3 separate regions of the Mus musculus genome follow, and all the other regions are linked to region 1. The links are chromatin loops, found by intact Hi-C in ENCODE. Cell type or tissue: heart. All regions are shown on one strand. Each heading gives the region's core, and the rest is flanking DNA. Links, peaks and the distances in the headings are about the cores only.

Evidence for each region. Hi-C counts contacts between places; a loop is a spot of excess contacts. Peaks named below come from ENCODE experiments on the same cell type or tissue, not always from the same donor. Only the 100,000 strongest peaks of a DNase experiment are listed, where the experiment ranks them.
Region 2: a loop joins it to region 1, with 4 times the contacts of the local background. A loop is called at or near these places in 34 of 42 quality-filtered maps.
Region 3: a loop joins it to region 1, with 4 times the contacts of the local background. A loop is called at or near these places in 36 of 42 quality-filtered maps.

Annotation. Positions count from the first base shown.
Region 1 is chr17:31,657,233-31,660,232 of GRCm38, forward strand. U2af1 (U2 small nuclear ribonucleoprotein auxiliary factor (U2AF) 1) reads right to left here and starts at 1,522. Exons shown (of 8, transcript NM_024187.4): 1 at 1,421-1,522. The coding sequence starts at 1,464. In heart, for the core only: CTCF peaks have their summits at 1,579 and 1,786; a DNase peak (open chromatin) is centred at 1,619; H3K4me3 peaks cover 1,966 bases; H3K27ac peaks cover 1,898 bases.
Region 2 is chr17:31,509,531-31,512,530 of GRCm38, forward strand. It overlaps Wdr4 (WD repeat domain 4), which reads right to left and starts at 2,957. Exons shown (of 11, transcript NM_021322.2): 1 at 2,637-2,957; 2 at 1,048-1,116; 3 at 239-382. The coding sequence starts at 2,854. In heart, for the core only: a CTCF peak has its summit at 1,599 (motif pointing right); no DNase peak of the experiment used is centred there; H3K4me3 peaks cover 1,099 bases; H3K27ac peaks cover 966 bases.
Region 3 is chr17:31,519,290-31,522,289 of GRCm38, forward strand. It overlaps Ndufv3 (NADH:ubiquinone oxidoreductase core subunit V3), which reads left to right and starts at 826. Exons shown (of 4, transcript NM_030087.2): 1 at 826-972; 2 at 2,280-2,403. The coding sequence starts at 925. It also overlaps a transcript of Wdr4 not described here. In heart, for the core only: a CTCF peak has its summit at 1,511; DNase peaks (open chromatin) are centred at 792 and 1,732; H3K4me3 peaks cover 1,973 bases; H3K27ac peaks cover 1,579 bases.

The sequences.
Region 1 (3,000 bases), core at 370-2,869:
TTTGAGCCACCATGTGGTTGCTGGGAATTGAACTCTGGACCTCTGGAAGAGCAGTCCGTGCTCTTAACTGCTGAGCCATCACCAGTCCTGCTTCCTAGAACTTGTTATGTAGACCAGGCTGGAACTCAGAGATCCACCTACCTACCTCTGCCTCCAGAGTGCTGGTACTAAATGTACCACCACACCTGGCTTTTGAGTGTTGATTTAAAAGTACTTTAACGGCTTTACTTTAAATTACATATATGGGGAGGGGGAGGGGTGCCCGTGGCGGCCAGAGGCAATGGATCTCCCAAGATCTGGCACTACAGGTGGTTGTAGGACATCAGATTGCAATAAAGGGGATTCAGGGAACCACACTACTGGCCTCTTCAAGAGCAGTTCACACTCTGAACCACTGAGTCATCTCTCTAGTCCCTTTAATGTATTTTAGTCATCCTTAACACAAGGCACAACCTTCCTCCATGACTTCCTGAGAACCCAGACTTTATTCCAGCTGATTCTCCAAGACTGGTCTAGACCTAACATCCAATTAAATGTCTCTTGAGTGACTGCCGATTCAGGCATGAGACTTTTAGAAACATCCCCTCTTTCAAACACTGAAGACTGTATAAAGGTGCCTGATCGGACAGCCTCCATCCTGGAAAACAGAACATTTTAAGAGTGAGAATGTGGCACCAAAAACGTTATCTATTGCAAACGCTTACCACCGTGACTGACATCTGCATAAACCTTGTACAAGATTCAGAAACATAAAGATGGTGACTACTTACTGGAAGCAGATTAAGCCAGATACTTAAATCCTTAGGTTTTCAAAGTAGGAATTATCCTTGAAAGTGTCCGAAGACATTCCCCTTAACCTAAATTTCAGCCGACACGCGGAAATGAGTATGTGCCTCGCAGCACACGACCACAGGCGGGAATATTGCTATTCCTTTTCCTCTTACCCTAACAGTTGGCTACGGAAATGCAAACCTTAATTTAAAAAGAAAGGCGGGTCCGCCAACGCTTAGGCAGGCAGGAGGTTTATTCGGTCGAAACCGCTCCCAAAGGTCGGCCCCAGCACTGAATGCTAGAGAGGACGGGGCCACAGCACTTCCGACACGATAACTCAAAGCCTAAAGTTGCAAGAAACGTGTTACTTCGCCACAGAAGCCCCGGGCAGCAGTGGGAGCGCGGCGTGGGGCAGGGCCCCGCGTAGAACCCGGCATGGAGCGCCCGCGGTGGAGCTCGAGGCGCCGAGGCCCAGCCCGAGCCGCCCGCCAGTCCCGCCGCCCGGCCCACGAGGCGGCGGCGCCGAGCCGCGCGAGGTCTCCAGGCCCGAGCCAGCCGCCACGCCTGGACGTCACCGCCGCTTGCCTCGACCGGCACCCGCTGCCCGTCGCCTCCCCAGCCCAAGTCCCGGCAGGCCGGCCCTACTCACTTGTCTTTTTCGGTGCCGAAGATGGAGGCCAAGTATTCCGCCATTTTCGAGCGGACGACTCAGGCACGGCAGCCGACGCTGCCGACTACGCCGACGTCCCTCCGGAGACGTCACCCGACGCGACGACGCTCTCCCCACCCGTCGTAGCGACTCTGTCCAATTGGGAAAGGTGCTGCCAGCGCGGGGGCGGGACGAAGAGCATGAGGAGGCTCCGCCCCTACCCTGGCGCCTGCGCACTCCTTGGCGCCCGGGCGGGTCCCGCGCATTGCTTGCGGCTTAGGCTGTGGACAGCCGCTCCGCGCGTGCTCAGCACCGCTGTTTCCCGCTCCCGCCGCTGGGACCGCGCCCTCTCCCCTTGCTGGCCCTCCTGTCCCAGGCCTCCCACCAGTGCAGCTGTAGATAAGGGGCTCTGTCCGGCCTCCTGGAGGGCCTTAAACCACAGCATCCTCACAGTCACAAGGCTCACCTTCAAGTCACCAAATTTCCAGGCAGAGCCTAATCTCCGTTATCTCAGGCAGAGACCCAGGCTGCGGGGTCATCTTGGTTGGATGACTTTATCTGCTCTCTCTGGCTATAGAGCCACTTCCATCCGAGGACGAACCGTGGAAGAGGGTTGTGGGAAGCTGGGGTCTCCTCACAGGCTCTCACTAGTTAACCTGGTTACTGGAACCAGGATGAATGACCCGATCAGGTCCACCAGACCATTAGTTTGTTCATCCTTCTTTCTTCCCACACGCCCATTCACCCCTCACTAATTAAGCTACCCAACTATCCATGCCTCACCCATTCATCTTCCCCTGTCACATCTATTTATCTCTTATTTGGAGACATTAGAAGAATAAGCCCTGTGACACATATATAGACACAGGCTGCTACGATGTTTGTTTTATTGAGCGTGTTTTGTTTTTTGTTTCTCCATGGGATGGTCTTGTGTATGCATCAGGCTACATAGCTACTATGTACAGCTACAGATGACCTTGAACTTCTGATCCTTCTGAATCTCTTACCATCCTGAGTGCTAGGGTTACCAGTGTGTACTACCAAATAGGTTTATATGATGCTGTATGTTAAGCAAGCACTCTATCAACTGAATGACATCCCGAGCCTTGGTTGGTGTAATGTTTAAATCCACTTTTCTGAGTTATGGAGAAGAGGCTTCTGGGTATGTCTGTGAGGGCAGGGATAACCACTTCATACTTCGCCATGCATTGTATCACTGGGCTCTCTCTCCCTCAACTACAAGTAACTAATACAGCTGGTATAATATTGCTCCAGCTGACATGACAGAGAGTTTAAAAGAATACAGACCTGGTGACATCTATTCCTGTTGGTGGCCTTCTATGGCTCCCAAGGCTCTAAGTATACAGGCATCTTTCCACTTTTTGTTTTGTTTCTTTGTCTGGTTGGTTTTGTTTTCCAAGATAGGGTTTCTCTGTGTAGCCCTGGCTGTCCCGGAACTCACTTTGTAGACCAGGCTGGCCTTAAACTTACAGGGATCCACCCGCCTCTGGGTCCTGAGTGCTGAGCCTTCCTGGTGTGTACCAACACCACCTGGCTTCAAATGTAAAAAGTTTAAAAGG
Region 2 (3,000 bases), core at 229-2,728, 150 kb before region 1:
ACAGGCTGTCCTAGCTAAACAGCCCAAAACTGGCTGCTTAACCCTCACACCACCCAACGGGTGCGAGAACGGGCCCATGCCACCCCCCACCCCCACCCCCACATGCTGTTAGTTTTCAGTCAGTCTCACACGTAGCTGATACTTCATGTTAGCTGCTTATTACAACGGTTACTGTCACTATGGCTACTGACATGCAAGTACAAGGACATCTTAATGACTCAATGTTAGCATTTCATACCTGACACTCAGACATTGCCATGGTTTTGTACGGAAAAGAATCAGACGCTTACTGTCATCTGTTAAAGCAAAATAGCGGCCAGACTTGGAGAAGGTGGACGCCAGAATCGAGTCACTCCCTGTGTCTGCGGGCTGTCCGTCCTCCCTGAAAGGGCAGGGAGAGAAAAGGAAACAATTAGGCCTCGCCTGAGTTGCCGGGCTTGTCCATCCTAACACAGGTGAAGTGGAAGATGTTGGTCAGTCAGTTCATGCAGCCAGAGTGTGATGGCAGACTCAGGGGACCCAGGGATGTTCAGAGAACAGCTCTAATTTCCCAAGCATGAAACCTAACTCAACAGGCTAACATCCAGCAGAGGCTGGAAGGACTCGCAGACATCACATGGTCTAGCCCTCACAGACATGGACTAACCCAAGGCTAGAGGCAGGGACCGATAAAATTAGTAACAAACGGAGTCCCAAGACCAAGCCACCACACAAAACAGTCACAGGCTGCTCTGTACCTTTCAATTAGTTAATTCCCCACACCTGCCCTCAATACACTTCATTTGAAATGGTCACTGTTACTTTAAAGGGCCAGCAACAAAAATGAATACTAAAGAAATTAAAATTAAAACAAGACAAAAAAAATCTAAAAGTATTTGAGAAGGTCCTACATATTCTGAATGCCTCCATTTAAAGTTCCTTCCATGTTCCTCTCTGAAATGGAACCAAGCCTAGCCTCACAGCTAGGTAACCAGACCTAGAACTTCAGCGAGTGTGCTATTCCCCGGGCTCACTGCTCAAACCACAAGTGCTTCCCTGCCATCTCACCCTTTATCTTCTGGCGTGGCCTTCTTCTCTGCAGTACTGCAGTCGTATGTGAAGACACAGTCATCATCACTAAAGGGAAGAGACAGGAGTGAACATCTTTCTCTTGGAACAAAAACATTCCATCGTCATTACATTATGGGTCTTAGCCATGACAGAGAAGAGCCAAGAACTGCCATTGCTTAACCTCCTAGTAGTATACATCAATCAGTGTGCCATGGTACTCTTAATCAATATAGTATTCTTCCAGCCGCCAACCTGTTGATTCTAAGGAAATTATATTCTGATACTGTTTTTTTTTTGTTATGGTGGTAGTTTCTCTGTATAGCACAGGCTGTCCTGGAACTTGCTCTGTAGACCAGACTAGCCTTGAACTTGGATATCCACCTGCCTCTGCCTGAGTGCCAGGATCAAAGGTGTCCAGTACCGCTGCCCCTACCACCTCCACCTCCATCCCCCATTACCCCACCAGTTCTGATTTTTTAATTAATTTATTATATATGTGTGCATGTGCGTGTGTGTGTTCTGCCTGCATGTATGCTTGCATACCAGAAGAGGGCACCAGATCTCATTATCCATGGTTATAAATCGCCATGTAGCTGCTGGGAATTGAACTCGGGACCTCTGGAAGAACAGCCAGTTCTTCAAGCCCTCTGGTATTATTTTTCAACTCGGCTTTCCTCCCAAATTTATAACTGCTGAGGCTGTCTTTACAGAATTCAGAAACAAGTCTCACCTGCCCCCGTGAGCTCCAGGCTCTTACTCATGTGGGAATCAAACACTTTCCAAATCAGAACTTAAGCTCCCTTCTTTTGCTCTGACCCTGTACCCTGACAACCTATAAAGTGGCAGGCACCAAAGACTTCTCCAGTTAAACACTCAACTGCAGAAAGAAGAGTCATTTTCCAAGTCTGAAACTTTGTTGGCCAATGGCATTCCCCAAAAGGCACAAATTGAGGAACGTTCCTAATCTTCACATGTACCAAAACTAAACGGGAAGGGGAAAAAAAGAAGCCGATACGGACTGCCACTGATCCTCTAGGCTCGTGGTAATCAACTACTTGCTCAAAGAATCCTTTGACCGAGCACAACGTATACATAAAGACAGAAATAACATAAAGCAAAACTTTATGTCGTGTGAAGGGTCTTTAGGGAGATGCTCACTTCAGGTTCTGCGTGCGTCCTGCCTTTGGGAGGAGTCGGGTTAAGAACCCAAAATCCCTTAAGAGCAACTAGAGCCCGGTTGCAAGACGCAGACCAAAGATAGAGCATGTTTTGTGCTCAGTGAGAAAACCTTTAGGGTTCCCTAATATATGACCCTCATCAGGGAGGTGCCAAGCGGGCCAAAATTGAACACCAGGACCCCCTAGAAGCCTGGGCAATGCGACACCCACGTGACTTAGCCCTCCCAGCGCAGCGCAGGCGCCTCAGAGTCCGGAAGTACCCCTACTCTGAACAGAGAGAGCGCCCGGGACCCGCCGGGCAGGTTACGGGGCGTTGCGCCGTGGTGAAGAGGCGCCGAGGACAGGGAATCCGGGAGGACACAGAACACTGCCGCGCCGGCCCCGCTGCCCTCAGCCCGGGCCTCTTACCTGCCCGTAGTGGAGAAGGCTAGGAACCGGCTGCCTCCTCGCACCACCAGCGTCTGGGCGCACAGTGCCAGCCCCGCAGAGCTCGCCATGGGCCCGCCCGCCGCCTCCGGACACGTGCGACGCGCTGCGCCCTTCCTGTTGGCGCTTGTCAGTGATGTCACTCGGCGCCGCGCGAACGGCGTGCCGTCCAGGAGCATGCGCGCAGGGCGTAGTCTCATTTGATTTCGGTGCCCGGAGGTGCTGATGCTGTAGATCCCTCCACCTGCCTTTGGTGATTGACTTTTCTGCCTGTCAGGTTAGGTGGCTTCTCTTGGACGGGGTCTGGTACTCATTGTGTGCCGGTTTAAAAAAAATAACAACAAAA
Region 3 (3,000 bases), core at 229-2,728, 140 kb before region 1:
AGCTGTGCCTTAGATATGGTTCTCCAAAAAGCTTTGTGTGTTAAAGGCTTGGTCCTCAACTGGTGAAGTTGGGTGTGCATGTGTGTGAGTATATATATATATATGTGTGTGTGTGTGTGTGTGTGTGTGTGTGTGTATAATAGGGACAAATGACAGGTACTTTTCTTTCTCCTCCCCCCCCCCCACACTTAATTGTTATATATAAGTATACTGTAGCTATTTTCAGACACCAGAAGAGGGCATCAGATCTCACTATAGAGGGTTATGAGCCACTATGTGGTTGCTGGGATTTGAGCTCATGACCTCTGGAAGAGCTGTCAGTGCTCTTAATCGCTGAGCCATCTCTCTAGCCCCAAGTTTATCTATTGATTACAAACAATCTTTACAGTTACTCTGTAAAAGAGCAGGCTGTCTTTGAACTAGCCCTACTGCTGGTATGGTAGGTGGGCACCTCCATGCCCAGCTTCTGGTTTGTTTGTTCAAGACCACGCCCCTACTGGGCAAGCGCACTACCACCGAGTTGTATCTCCAAGAAACAACAAACTCACAAAGATCTCACCAAACACAGAAGTCTCTCAAGTCGAACCAGAAACGCAAAGGACATGATTCTAGCTGTGCAATTTTGGTAGGTTACAGACCAGAGTTAAGGGCGAGATCAGGGCAAGGTGGGCAGGCCCAAATCGGAGGGGCGGGACTTTCAGCGGGATCTACCCAGGGGAGGACCCCACGCTTTCCCGAACCCGGAATTGGTGGACTCAGTTAGGGGCGTGGCCTTAAGGAGCCCTCCCAGAATGCGCGCGCAAACGCTTGGGTCCACCATGGTGTGCGATTGGTGAACGTGGACGCGGGGCGGAGCCTGGGGTGGTGCGTGTGCACAAGTAGGTCACGTACCTAAGTGCGACCTCCGCTCTTGGCATTTGTGCCATGGCGGTCTCTCTCCTCCTGCGGGGAGGACGGATCCGGGCGCTGAAGGTAAAGGGCTAACGGGCGGGACATACCGGGCCCTTAGCCTGACCCTTAACTGCACCCGTGGGCCCGGTGCGGAGAGGGGTCCTAGGGCCTGTGCTCACCTGACCCGGACAGAAGGGTTTTCTCTGCAGGAGTGAAACCGAGTCACTGAGGCTGTTTTTAAAACGAAACCTGGCTTTCTCTGCAAAACTAGTATTGGGTTTTGTTTGGGTTGGGTTCGGTGGATGGAACCTAGGGCCCTGCGCTTGCTTGTCAAGAGCTGTCATTGAACTGGCCCCAAAGCAGGAAATGCTCACAGCAATATAAAATACAGGTGACAGAGGGCTCCCGTCGTCAAATGGGCACTGTTTAATTATTCCTTCAGGTATATTGCTCCCAGCGATTTTTTTCCAGCGTGTATCGGTACACATAATTTGTACACACACGGAGAATCATCAGTATAAATAGAAGTTTTCCGGTTCTTTTGCTCCACCCCCCAACCCCCTCCCTAGCATGAAGCATCCTAGGATCTAACACATACCTTAGCGGTTGCCGGCTGAATTACAATAAGATTCTTCTCAAATTGTAACACTTCTGAAGCAATTATCTACATCCTATTTACTAGTAGATAGTGTTTCTGCAACTTTACTAACTGTAGGGAGATAATTTTGCAAAAAGAAACATAGTATTTTGTAAAGTAACAAAATAGCCAGTAGAGTAAACTGGCTGCCCTGTATTAAGACCCAGGAGTCTTGGGCTGAGAGCCAACTGGGCCTTGCATCCAGGATCCAGGCCTGAGTGTTACAGCCGGCATGATGGCTGCCATCCAGAGGCCAGCACTTCCCTCCCCCCTCCCCCATGCTAACACAGGCTCCCCCCCTCCCCCCAACACAGGTCTGTCTAACTGAGGCTTTGCAGGACACGTGACAGCAAGAGCTTTTCTCAGAAGCATCTGTCTCCCATCCTCCCAACCCCTGAGCCCCAGGTTTCTGCAGAACATAGAACCAGGCTCTTCTCCAAGATATCCTGAAGCTTTGTATAACGAAGCTGGCAAAGTCTTTATTTTTAATAAAAACTTTCCAAGTGCCTATTTTGGGAAATTTCTGCAAAGATTAGGGAAATAAAGTTGTTTTCATTTACCCAGATGCTAATAGTGATTTTCCTGGAACTTGGGGTATATTTTTCTTGCAGCTTTTGGGGTATTTGTCAGAGCATTCATAATTCCCATATGTTATGACCATTGTAATAAGTGTGCCATGTGAATATGAATATATAATACATTGTAATGGCTGTTATCGAAGTGAGTATCTTTGCTTGTCTGCTCTCCCCAGGCTGTGCTCCTGGAGGCAAGGGTGTTCCCGGGAGAACTGGTTTCTGTAGTGAGGCTGTCTACAGAGTCAGAGAAGAGTGCAAAGGAGAAAGAGCTACATCCCAAGACACAAAGTGTGCTCAAAGGTGAGATGTTAAATATGATCTCGGGGGTGTGGGGGAGGCAAAGAACGAAAAGTCAGTAGCATGAAGTGAGGTGGGCCAGACGCATAACCTAAGACTTCAGCTCACAGTGAGATGGAAGATTGGACCTCACTGGTAATACAAAGGCTTTGACTCTATGTTAGCTCTAGATATGGAGTAGTGCTTCCTAAATGGCCAACCCAGCAGGGAGAACAGAAGGGCGCTGGCATTTCCAAGGCCCTCAGGAACACACGCTATTTATCGTGAAATAGGGAGACCCCACCCTACCTTCCCGTCCCTGGTTTTTGGTTTTTCCTGACTCCCCAAGACTCTGGTGAAGTTTTCCTGGTGTGCCCCCTCACCATTTGGGGGCCATCATGACCTCGGGGAGGGAATTAGGAACGAGCACTTCTCCTGTGCTGCACGCAGCTAGGACCCAGCTGGTGTCCAGCTCTCTTCAAAATCATTTTGATTTCTGTCACTTGTTCCTCTCTCTGAATGCCAGCGTAGGATGGCCTCATGCCAGGCAAGATGAAATGCAGTGCATTTTTAATGCTTCTCCTCTGAGGATAATTTTATTTCCTATGCCTTGCTTGTTTT